2 separate regions of the Homo sapiens genome follow, and region 1 is linked to region 2. The links are chromatin loops, found by intact Hi-C in ENCODE. Cell type or tissue: Calu3. All regions are shown on one strand. Each heading gives the region's core, and the rest is flanking DNA. Links, peaks and the distances in the headings are about the cores only. Region 1 has its middle 89 kb from the start of WLS. Region 2 overlaps GNG12-AS1 (GNG12, DIRAS3 and WLS antisense RNA 1).

Region 1 (5,383 bases), core at 307-5,306, 470 kb before region 2:
AATACTCCACTGTGTCTCTGTGTTCTTGTTTGAAAGTGGGGATACAACAATTTTCTACCTCTTTGCATCACTGTAAGAGTTAAATGGGTTAGAACTTGTAAAGCACTTAATGCCTGGCCCAAAGTAAGTGCTTGTACATATTAGATGTTATTATTTTAAAGATGTTATTTTTTATTTCTATAGATCAAAACAATTTTGTTTTGGTGAAATTAGTGATGGCTCAGAGCTAAGGTACATGATGATCTTGATTAATAGGTCACATTGTGAATTGGATGCCTTTGGTTGACTTTTTAGTTAGCAGGACTTGATTCAGACCCTGTGTAAGTAAGGTGATCTCTTGCTGAAAATCCACGTGTCAAGGGCGAAGGAGCAACCCCTGCCCCAAATATCAACTTAATCATCTTCCTAAGGCATCTGAGCTTTGCCCTGGGCAGAGGAGAGAGGCTTCCTAGTACGCTTCCAAATGCCTCCATTTATACTGCTGTTTTTTTGCCTTTTCCATACTGGCATAATTTGACACTAACGGGAAAAAGCTCTTGAGGATGAAAACTGTTGGTCGTTTCTCCCTGTGAGCTTGGAATCCAGCTTCAGAGGAGGAGAAACACAAACATGACACTAATGGACTTCCCTTGTTCTCAGTTCTTCTCATTTCAAGACAGCAGTGCCCTTGGCCTCCGGCTCCTGGCTTCAGATCCATTAGTGCCGGGCAAATGAGCCATGTGGTTTCTCTCATCTCCTGCCCATAAACCACCACACATACCTCTCTCCTGACCCTTCCCTCTAGTTAACATTGTTTAACACACTCAAGGACACAGTTGCGGTTCTTTTATTCCTAGAAAAGCAAGACGTGCTAATGCTTCCTGTGCTGGCCACCTCGGTGGCGACTCAAAGCCACAGCCTGGGCCGTTTGATGCTTTCTATTTCGGAATGGTATTGATAGCCTGTTACTGAGTGCCTCGGTGATGAAAAGCGCCCCTGGGAACCCGCTGACACGCCTGCGTTCCTCCACTGACTCAACCTGGCACAGCAGTCACTTCACTCTCCCTGGACTTCCAGATGTTGCAAGGCCTTCTCCAGGGCAACATCAGGGCTCTGTGCCCCTGGGAGGAGGAACTGAGGGGCAGAAAAGGGATGGAGAACTCAGACACACACACAAGTATCCTAACTCACGAGGGCATTTGTGTGCTGGGCTGGATATTTAACCAGCACCTGAAGTAATGAAAAGTGTTTTGGTTTCAAAACACCAGACCTGGGTTTTAGGCCTCATTCTGCCTTATACTAGCTGTTTGAGTTTTGGTAAGCTATCTAGATCTCAGCCTGCTTATTTGTGTAATTAGCACAGAGGGCTATCCTGACAGTTGGACTAGATGGAGTTTTGCCTTTATGCAGCGGAGATCTGGAAGGGCATACAGATATCAACCATTACCAGGAAGAGCCCAGTTTTCTTGTAGCTGGGTCACAGACACATTTGGAATCCAGAGGATGCTAAAAACAGTTCAGCTGCTGTTCTCAACAGGCTGCCTTTGAGTCCACACAGAATTTACCTTCTCTGTTTCCTCCATACTTTCTTTTTCTTTTCTGTCTTCTCCCCTGGGTCCTAGTTAAGGATAGAGTCTGACCGTCCCTTTCCTCTGAGCCTGGGACAAGTTCGACTCCAGGAGCCTTCTTAGTGGAGCTCCTGAAATGAAACAAGACTCTCTTGTTGATCCTAACTGCTTCTCTTAGCAAAGCTTTGAGGTGAGATCTGAGAATGGGAAACGAGTGAGAATGGGACCACATTAAAGGGACAGAGAAGTGTACCTTGGCAAAGATTAGCACATAGTAAGTATTCAGTAATGCCCTTGCCTTTCTTTAATTTTTTTTTCACCTAGTTTTCACTTTTATTCTGTCCAGGGTAGTTCCTTGTGCTCTCAGTTCAATTTGGATGTTTTCTTATCTGGACATATCTTAACATCTGCAGATGATTTTCCAAACTTGAGGGCTTGTAAACAATTCTGAGTCAGTTGTGGTGGATCATGCCTGTAATCTCTACGAAAATATGTTGGCTTTTTTTTGTTGTTGTTGTTTGTTTTTTGTTTTGAGACAGAGTTTCGCTCTTATTGCCCAGGCTGGAGTGCAATGGCGCGATCTTGGCTCACTGCAACCTCCACCTCCCAGGTTCAAGTGGTTCTCCTGCCTCAGCCTCCAGCCTCAGCATGTGCCACCATGCCTGGCTGATTTTGTATTTTTAGCAGAGATGAGGTTTCTCCATGTTGGTCAGGCTGGTCTCAAACTCCCGACCTCAGGTGATCCGCCCACCTCGGCCTCCCAAAGTGCTGGGATTGCAGGCATGAGCCACCATGCCCAGCAAAAATATTTCTTAAAAATTAGCTGGGTGTGGTAGTGCGTGCCTGTGGTCCCAGCTACTCAGGAGGCTGAGGTGAGAGGATCCTCTGAGCCAGGGGAGGTAGAGGCTTCAGTCAGCCATGATTGCACCACTGCATTCCAGCCCAGGTGACAAAGACCCTGTCTAAAAAAAAAAAAAAAAAAATTTCTGAGTTTTTCATAATTCTTTTGTTTCTTAAAGCAAATTGGTCCAATGACTAGATTCCTCCATCACAGTTAATTAATTTTTTTCTGGTCCTTATTTCTAATATCTGGGGTGGATTTCCACTGATATAAAGAAAGCTGAAGACAGATCCCAAAATTCACTATGCCCCTGAAATTCTATTTTGTATCTAGAAAAATCTAAAATCCTTCAGTGCTCTAGAGTTTCAGTTTAAGAAAGCTCTCAGCCAGTGACTATACAGGGACAAATATAGAACAATGACAGCAATTACCAGGACACTGCCCCACTGACAACATAAAAAAGTAATGTCATAAACCTATGGACACAAACCAGTTTTATGTCAAGGAGCCCCGACTCCAGGGTTCTTCTGTAAAGCAGGAGAGGGCCATTAAGCCCTGGGCTTAGCCAGACATCCTCATCCATGGGCCAGGGTGAGCCGCCAGAGGGCAGAGCCGTGGCAGCAGCAAGACAGCTAGCCAGCACACTCCGCAGCTCCTGCAAATATTTAACTAAATCTTCATTCTAACTCTCCAACCGACTAAATGTGTGACCTTGGGCAAGTTGCTTAAGCTCCCATGTCTCAGTTTTCCTCACGTGTAAAATTAATAAAATCTAGGCCAGGAAGTGTTATGGAAGTTAAATGAATTTATACATATAAAACTCTCAGAATGATGCCAAGCAAATAACAAATAACATATAAGTGTTTTCTGGTATTACTGTTGTTCTCATCAACTATTTTGATTACATTTTTAAAAAATAGTCTTTCTTCTAAGCTAACACAATTTAAAATTGGAGGTTCGCACAAGTCAGTCTCTTCCTTGTCTTTCCTAACTTATTCATAGATTTTATTATTATTATTATTATTTTAGAGATAGGGTCTCATTATATTGCCCAGGCTAGCTTTGAACTCCTGGGCTCAAGTGATCCTCCAGCTCAGCCTCCTGAGTAGCTAGGACTACAGGTATGCCCCAACAAACCCGGCTTTTGATTCATAGATTTTTTTTTTTAAAGTCGATTCCAATTTCCCATTCCCCATGTGTTGTATAGGGTGTCAGCTGGGAGCGTGCAAGTCTGAGGGCTTCAGGCTTTGCCACTGTGTGACCTGGGGCAAGGCACCTGGCCATCTGCTCCTCCCTTTTCTCCCATATGAAGTGGAAGGCTCATGCTAGGTTACCTGTGGAATCAATTCAGCCCTCAGGCCAGGAGAACAGCAGGGCTCCTTCAGTGCTGCATCCCTGTATTTCTCTTTCACTCCAGATTCCAAGCAAGGCTGAAGGCAGCCTATTTTCAAACTGCTCAACTCTCTCAAGAGAGGAAGAAAACCTGCCTTCAAACATAGCTCGCTGACTTTCCCCAAGATAAGCAACCCCCTTCCCAAGACTCTCTGATTATCAAACATGTCAGCAGTATTCTAAGAATCCTGTATAAAATAAGCAAACCAGTCCTCCGGGAAGACCTGAGGGACTGCTTTGAACAAGGGAAATGAACCTTAATGCATAAATGGATACATCCTCATTAAGCTGCAGATGCCAGGAATCACTGGGATGCTGACCCCTGTGCGGGAGGTACTGCACCTCTGCAGGTGGCAGGGTCACCAAGGAGCATAATTCTCTACCCCCTGCAGAATACTTGCCTGGAATATCTTTATATTCTCCGGGTGATGCCTGTAGAATTTTTTCTTTCTTTCCTTTAATCTCTCCTTCCAAAGTAGTCTCGAGCCCCTGCTATGCGCCAGAGACTGTGCTTACTGACAGTTACATAAGGAAGATTAAGACATGCTTCTTGCTTTCAAAAAATTCACACATCAGTAGGAAAAACTAAAATGTAAAGAATTCTATAACACAATGCCAGGCTAAATCTGGTTCCCCTGTTAACACTCTAATAGCACTTAGTACTTTCCTTTTCTATCACTTATCACAAGTTGGTAAATGCACTTGTATATTCCATTAATTAATATCTTACTTCTGCCAACCCCCCTCTCACATTGTAGACTGTGACTCCTTGAGCTAATATATACTTAGTAATTATTATATACCAGACACTGTCTTAAGTGCCTTATATATATTATCTTTCAATCTTCACAACTACTTTAAGAAGAATATACTAATATTCTTATTTTACAAATGAGGAAACCAAGACAGTAACGTGCCTGAGGTCACACAGCTGGTAAGAGTCAGAACCAGGTCTTAAACAAAAGCGGTCTGGCTTCAAATCTCTGTTCTCAGCTCTCTATTAAAGGGAAGATATCAAGACTCTTTTAAAGGTGATGGATAAGTAGGTGATACAGCCTAGAAAGATTTCCTTCTAAAATTGTTAAATTTCAATAATGTAGGTAAGCTTCCTTTGTCTGGAAAATCCATTCATATGGAACTCCTTAATTCCTACTATCAAACCCAATTTAGGCTTTGTGTATACAAAATATAAAGAAGAACAGGAGATAAATGGTGGCACTTAGATCAGAAAAAAAGAATATTTATTGCAAAACAAGTCTATGTGTATTGAAAAATACTGTTATCCTAAAAGCAAAAGGCTATATATTGTCATTTCTCTGACTTGATCTAAATTTAAGATTATGAAAGCCAAAGAAAATTGATCAACTATTTCCTAAAGAAAGAGACCCACCTCCACTGCTGTAATAATCCAATTCATTAACCCATGGACAGCAGGCACTTCTCTGGTAGACGCTTGTTATCATCTCATCAACTAAAAATGCAAATGTCTGTTAAAAATAAATGAGATTGGCAGCTGGGCATGGTGGCTCACACCTGTAATCCCAGCATTTTGGGAGGCCGAGGCGGGTGGATCACCTGAGGTCGGGAGTTCGAGACCAGCTTG
Region 2 (5,383 bases), core at 275-5,274:
AAAGGAGAACATGAAAAATCTAAGTGCTATACAGTGACATTTAGCTACAAAAGAAGAGGCTTCCAGGGGTATCTCCTTGACAACCAAAGGCAGAGTGGAGGAAGTGTAACCTTCCATAGCCTCTTTCTGTCAAAACAAACTATGACTTCATTACATCTGTTCTAAGCGGAGGCCTCTCCGTGTTCAAAAAAAAAAAAAACAAAACATATTTATTCATTAGAACAGATTTCCTGCTCAATTTAAATGATTCAGAAATGAAAATTCTGGGAACATAGGAGAATCGGATTCAAACTATTTGGGACAGCATTGCAGCTTCACAAGGATTAGGCCCCATCTATCTCTCATTCCTTTTCTTTCACTCAAATTTCTCCACAGGCTTTGCATCCTCTTGGAATAAAATTTAAATCCTTGCAATGCTAACAAGGCCTACCTGTTCTGGCCTGGCTAACCTCCCCACCACATATGCATTTGCCACTCTGTTGTCCCCACTCACTCCACGGTAGACATACTATTCCTTAAACCTGCCAAACACAACCCCCCATCCAGACCCTTGCATCTCCTGTGCCCTCGCCCTGGAACACTTTCCACCGGAAGATTCAAAAGACTCTGACTCACTTTTTCAGTTCCCTGTTGACATGTTATCTTAACAAAAAAGACTTTCCTGGCCCTTCTATTTGAATGAGCAGCTCGCACCCCAACTCTCTTGCTTCTTTAACCCTTTTCACATTTTTCTTCTTTGCTTTTATACCATCTGACATTTTTTCCATAGGTGTATATACATATGTATTTAAACATTTATTTGCTTATGGCTTATCTCCTCTTATTAGAATGTAAGCCTTGTAAGGTAGAAACATAATTTTTATTTCACTACTCTATCCCCAGTGCCTAGAGCAGTACCTGGTGTATACTCAAACATTCCCTGAATGAATGAGTAAACCCCTCTTCCCAGCCTACCCTTTCATGGTATTCAGGCACTCTTCCTCACATACATCATGCATTGCACCTCCATGCTTATTGCTGTTCCTCCCCCTGAAATACATTTTCCCTTATTTCTGGATCCCAGAGTAATTTCTTTTTTATTTGTTTGCTTGTTTTGAGACAGGGTCTTGCTCCGTCACCCAGGCTAGAATGCAGTGGTGCCATCATAGCTCACTGCAGCCTTTAACTTCTGGGCTCAAGTGATCCTCCCACCTCAGCCTCCAGAGTAGATAAGACTATAGGTGTGCATTATCATGCTGGCTAATTTAAAAAAATATATAGAGTTGGGGGTCTTGCTATGTTGCCTAGGCTGCCAAGAGGGATTTCTGTCCAGCACACACAAGAGCTGAACTGATTGGGAGGAATGGGCAGGAGGTAGGAAGGGGGGAACTTTCCAGAAAAAGATTGCAGCAGAAAACAGTTATAATGGTGAACACAGGGAGAATTGGAAGAATAATTTACCATGGAGAAGGAGAAGGGAAAGAGTCAGAGGGGAGACACCAAGCAACCATCTCCACCAAACTCAGCCTTGTGGCTCAGACCTGCATTTAAGAGTCGGCAGGGTTGCCATCGTCTAGAACCTAGTCCTCCCTCCTCTCCATTCTTCTCATATTTCCATCCATCCAAATCTTTCTTGCTGAGATCAACATAAATGCCCACGCTGTGGCTCCTCCACTCAGCCCTTCAGAGTCATGTACCCCTGCAGCTTTAGTGAGGGCCTCCACTCAGTGTTCATGAAACCCTACTCTGTATTTGAGAAAGATTTGTGGAGTTTTCCTACTTATTTTTTTCTCCAACTAGATAATAAACTCCTTGAAAAGCGAAGATGTACAGACTTTTGAAATATGTTTCAATTTTGACTTCAATACTGACTACCATATTTCATTGAATCTAAGCTAATATAAGATACATTATTTTATATACCACTAAAAACAGAAAAATACTTCCACTTGATTGTAAGACACTGCCAATTGTAAAAAGCATCCTGATTTCAGAGATCTGAGAATGTGAAAAGGGAGCATAGAAGAATTGATGGAAGGTATGTGGTCTTAGACATGTGGTAAGCCTCTCTGAACTTCAGACTCGCCATTCATGAAATGAAAACCATACTTTTTCATTCATTCAGCAAATGTGTATTGAGTATTGTGTATTGAGTGCTTAGGTGTTGGGAACTTTTTAAGTTGAAAGGAATAGTAACTGGCTCTGGTTAACATAAGCGAAAGAGGATTTACTGGAAGGATACTGGGAGCTCAGAGAAACAGGGGCTGGAGCAGCAGGCTTGGTGATGGCAGGAAGCAGGGGAGCACCAAGGCCTGGGAAATGGAAACCATGGCAACAGCTCTCACCAGGAGGGCTCTCTGGTGAGGACAGAGATGCTGGGATTCAACTCATTCTCTTGTCCATGGATAACTCAGGAGCCTCTGATGGACGCAGCCTGCCCCCTGGTGTAGGGGTCTGGGGCAGCATCTGCTTGCTTTGGCTTCCACAGTAGGAGGCAAACACAGAATTTGCCATCCCATCAAGACCACACACAACAGAAGAGAGGAAATTCCCCAAAGTGATTTGGAACATTAGGAAGGTGAGAAAGGGAAATGGACAATATGTGGTCAAAACAGAAACCAAAAGAGATAAATTGCATAACATACTCCTAATATGTGCCAGCCACTATACCCCCAACAGTCATGGTCCCCGTTCTTATAGGGGTTACTGTTACTATCCAGTGAAAGAGGCAAATGAGAAACAAAAAGAGAGATAAAGAGAGAAAGAGAGAAGGAAGGGAAGGGAAGGGAAGGGAAGGAAGAAAAGAGAGAGGGAGGGAGGGAGGGAAAAATCCAGATACTGTCAATGAAGAAAAGACTGCTACGGGATAGAATAACTGGGGCTACTTGGCTAAATCCAGTTGCTCATTTTCAGTCCTCATTTTACATAAAACATCAACAGCTTTTGACACAGTTGATCACTCCCTCTCTGTGAAACACTCTCTTCATGCAGCTCTGGGGAAATCATGTCCTCATGGTTTCTCCTCCTTCGCCAGTTGTTCCTTCTCTTTGATGCATCCTGCCTTCATTTCCCCACCCTTAAGTCCTGGAGGGCCCCAGGGCTCAGGCCTCAGACTCCCACTTTATCTGTACTTGCTCCCTTGGTGAGTGCCTCCAATCTCAAGGTTTTAAATATCGGCATACTGAAGATGGCCAACTTTATTTATCCAGCCAGAACCCCTACACTGAACCCCAGACTCGTGTATCCAACTGAAGTCTCAACATCTCCATGGAGATGTCTAACTTAAAGTTCAAACTTATGTCTAAATCTCTTCCTCCACTTACCTCTGCCAAACCTGCCTGACCCATAGTCTTCTCATTCAGGAAACAGCAACTCCATCCTTCCAGAAACCTTGGTGTTATCTTTCGCTCCTGTCTTTCTCTCACCTCTCTCAGCTAATCCACTAGCAATCCCTGTTGGCTCGAGATATAATCACCTCTCACACCTCCACCACTGTCCCGCTGATCCAAGCCATCCTCATCTCTCCCGGACTAGTGTCATAGCCTCCTAATTGATCTCCCTGCTTCTACCCTTGCCCTCTATATTCTAACTTCAACACAATGCCTTGAGTGATGCTTAGATATCTAGATCAGATCATGTACCCCTCCTCAAAATCTCATGATGGCCCCGAAGACCTCAATCTTCCTCCTAACCTCTCCATCTTATTTCCTGGCTGTCTCATTCATTTGCTCTGCTCTAGCATGTTTCTTCCTCTAGGTTTTTGCAGCTGTCCTTGCCTGTTCCCAGAATTCTCTTTCATCAAGCTATCCACAGAGCTTCCTCTCTCACCTTCTTCAGGTCTTTACCAAAATACCATCATCTCAATCAGGCACTCCCTCACCACTATATTTAAATTAGCAACAATACCACCTCCAAACACACACTCACACATAATCCCCTTTCCAGTTCCCGTTTTATTTTCTCCATGCCACTCATCACTATCTGGTATATTATATATTTTATCTATGTGTGTGCGCCCCACTAAAACAGAAAATGCATGAGGGCAGGGATTTCCTTCACAACTTACAACACTGCCTTGCACATATTAATAGTATGCTCTCAGTAGAAATTTGTTGAATGAGCCAAGTTGCCTGATATTTCTGAGCATCAGTTGAAGAAAAATGTAGGAAACAACCCTGCCTACAATATAAAATTTACATAAAAGGCCAATGAAATAGTGTGCCTTATAAACTGAGCTACGCTGTGCACGTGTGAGGAAGAATGACAACCTGCTTTCCACATGACCACATTTTAACACCCTGCTCGCTTAGCAATCTCTCACATAGACTGAAAACATGAACATGTTTTGCTACTCGCAATACAGGTGAAAGACCAAAAAAACTGTTTCCTTCCCTCTACGATAAAGGTACATTTCCTATCCATTTCTCACCATACCCTTATTACCCTCCCCTCGCAAGCCCCCACATGAAATAGAAAGCCCCCACTGAAAATCAATGTGATTAGATAATAATAGTATTAATTAGGTCAGACACGGTGGCTCATGCCTGTAATCCCAGCACATTGGGAGGCCAAGGCAAGAGGATCCTTGTGCCCAGGAGTTTGACACCAGCCTGGGCAACACAGGGAGATCTTGTCTCTACAAAAAAAAAAAAAAATTTTCCAGGTGTGGTGGCATGCACCTGTGGTCCCAGCTACTCGAGAGACTGAGACGGGAGGATCACTTCAGCCCAGGGAGGTCAAGGCACCAGTGAGCCATGATTGTGCCACTGCACTTGAGCCTGGGTGACAGAGCAGACCCTGTCACAAAATATATATATATATATATATATATATAGTGTTAATTGGTAACATTTCTGAAAACCTATTTTTAAAGCACCCAAATATTTTAGACTTTGATAAAAGAAAGTGAAGTATCTGGTGGCCTGAGCTAGTAGGAAAGGGGGAAGAAGATAAATACAGTGGGGACAGCTGGCTGGCTTTGCTGTATAAATATTCCCTGTGGCTGAATCACAGGCACTAGCATCAAGTCAACTTCTTCCCTAGGTAAATCTGTGCTATATTCATACTGTGTGAAGCTCCAAACAAAATGAGTGCTTGGACCTATCCCACCTGAAAGGCTGGGAATACATGATCATAGCAGATAGCAATTGTACATGTTCCAATAGATGAGGAAAAGCTACTAAATAGAGAGTAATTTAATTCATTGCAGTGTATTAGGAGGGGGCTGATTTTCCGGCAGCCACATTCCATTCAGGAGCTTCCTCCCTCTCCATCTTCATGGCTTGCCTGTCCAATCAGACCAGTCAATAGCAGAAAGACTCCATCTATGTCAATGCAGTTGGGAGGAAGGATTATCAAGGAGGAGCACCTTCCAGGAGCCAAGTACTAAGAGAACCTGAAAGGG

What was found. Hi-C counts contacts between places; a loop is a spot of excess contacts. Peaks named below come from ENCODE experiments on the same cell type or tissue, not always from the same donor. Only the 100,000 strongest peaks of a DNase experiment are listed, where the experiment ranks them.
Region 1: a loop joins it to region 2, with 4 times the contacts of the local background. A loop is called at or near these places in 3 of 110 quality-filtered maps.

What each region holds. Positions count from the first base shown.
Region 1 is chr1:68,318,889-68,324,271 of GRCh38, reverse strand. No RefSeq gene overlaps it. Among named protein-coding and RNA genes, the nearest start is that of WLS, 89 kb to the right of the region's middle. In Calu3, for the core only: a CTCF peak has its summit at 2,971 (motif pointing right); a DNase peak (open chromatin) is centred at 2,991.
Region 2 is chr1:67,850,854-67,856,236 of GRCh38, reverse strand. All of the region lies in intron 1 of GNG12-AS1 (GNG12, DIRAS3 and WLS antisense RNA 1), which reads right to left. Among named protein-coding and RNA genes, the nearest start is that of GNG12, 20 kb to the right of the region's middle. In Calu3, for the core only: a CTCF peak has its summit at 2,432 (motif pointing left); a DNase peak (open chromatin) is centred at 2,416.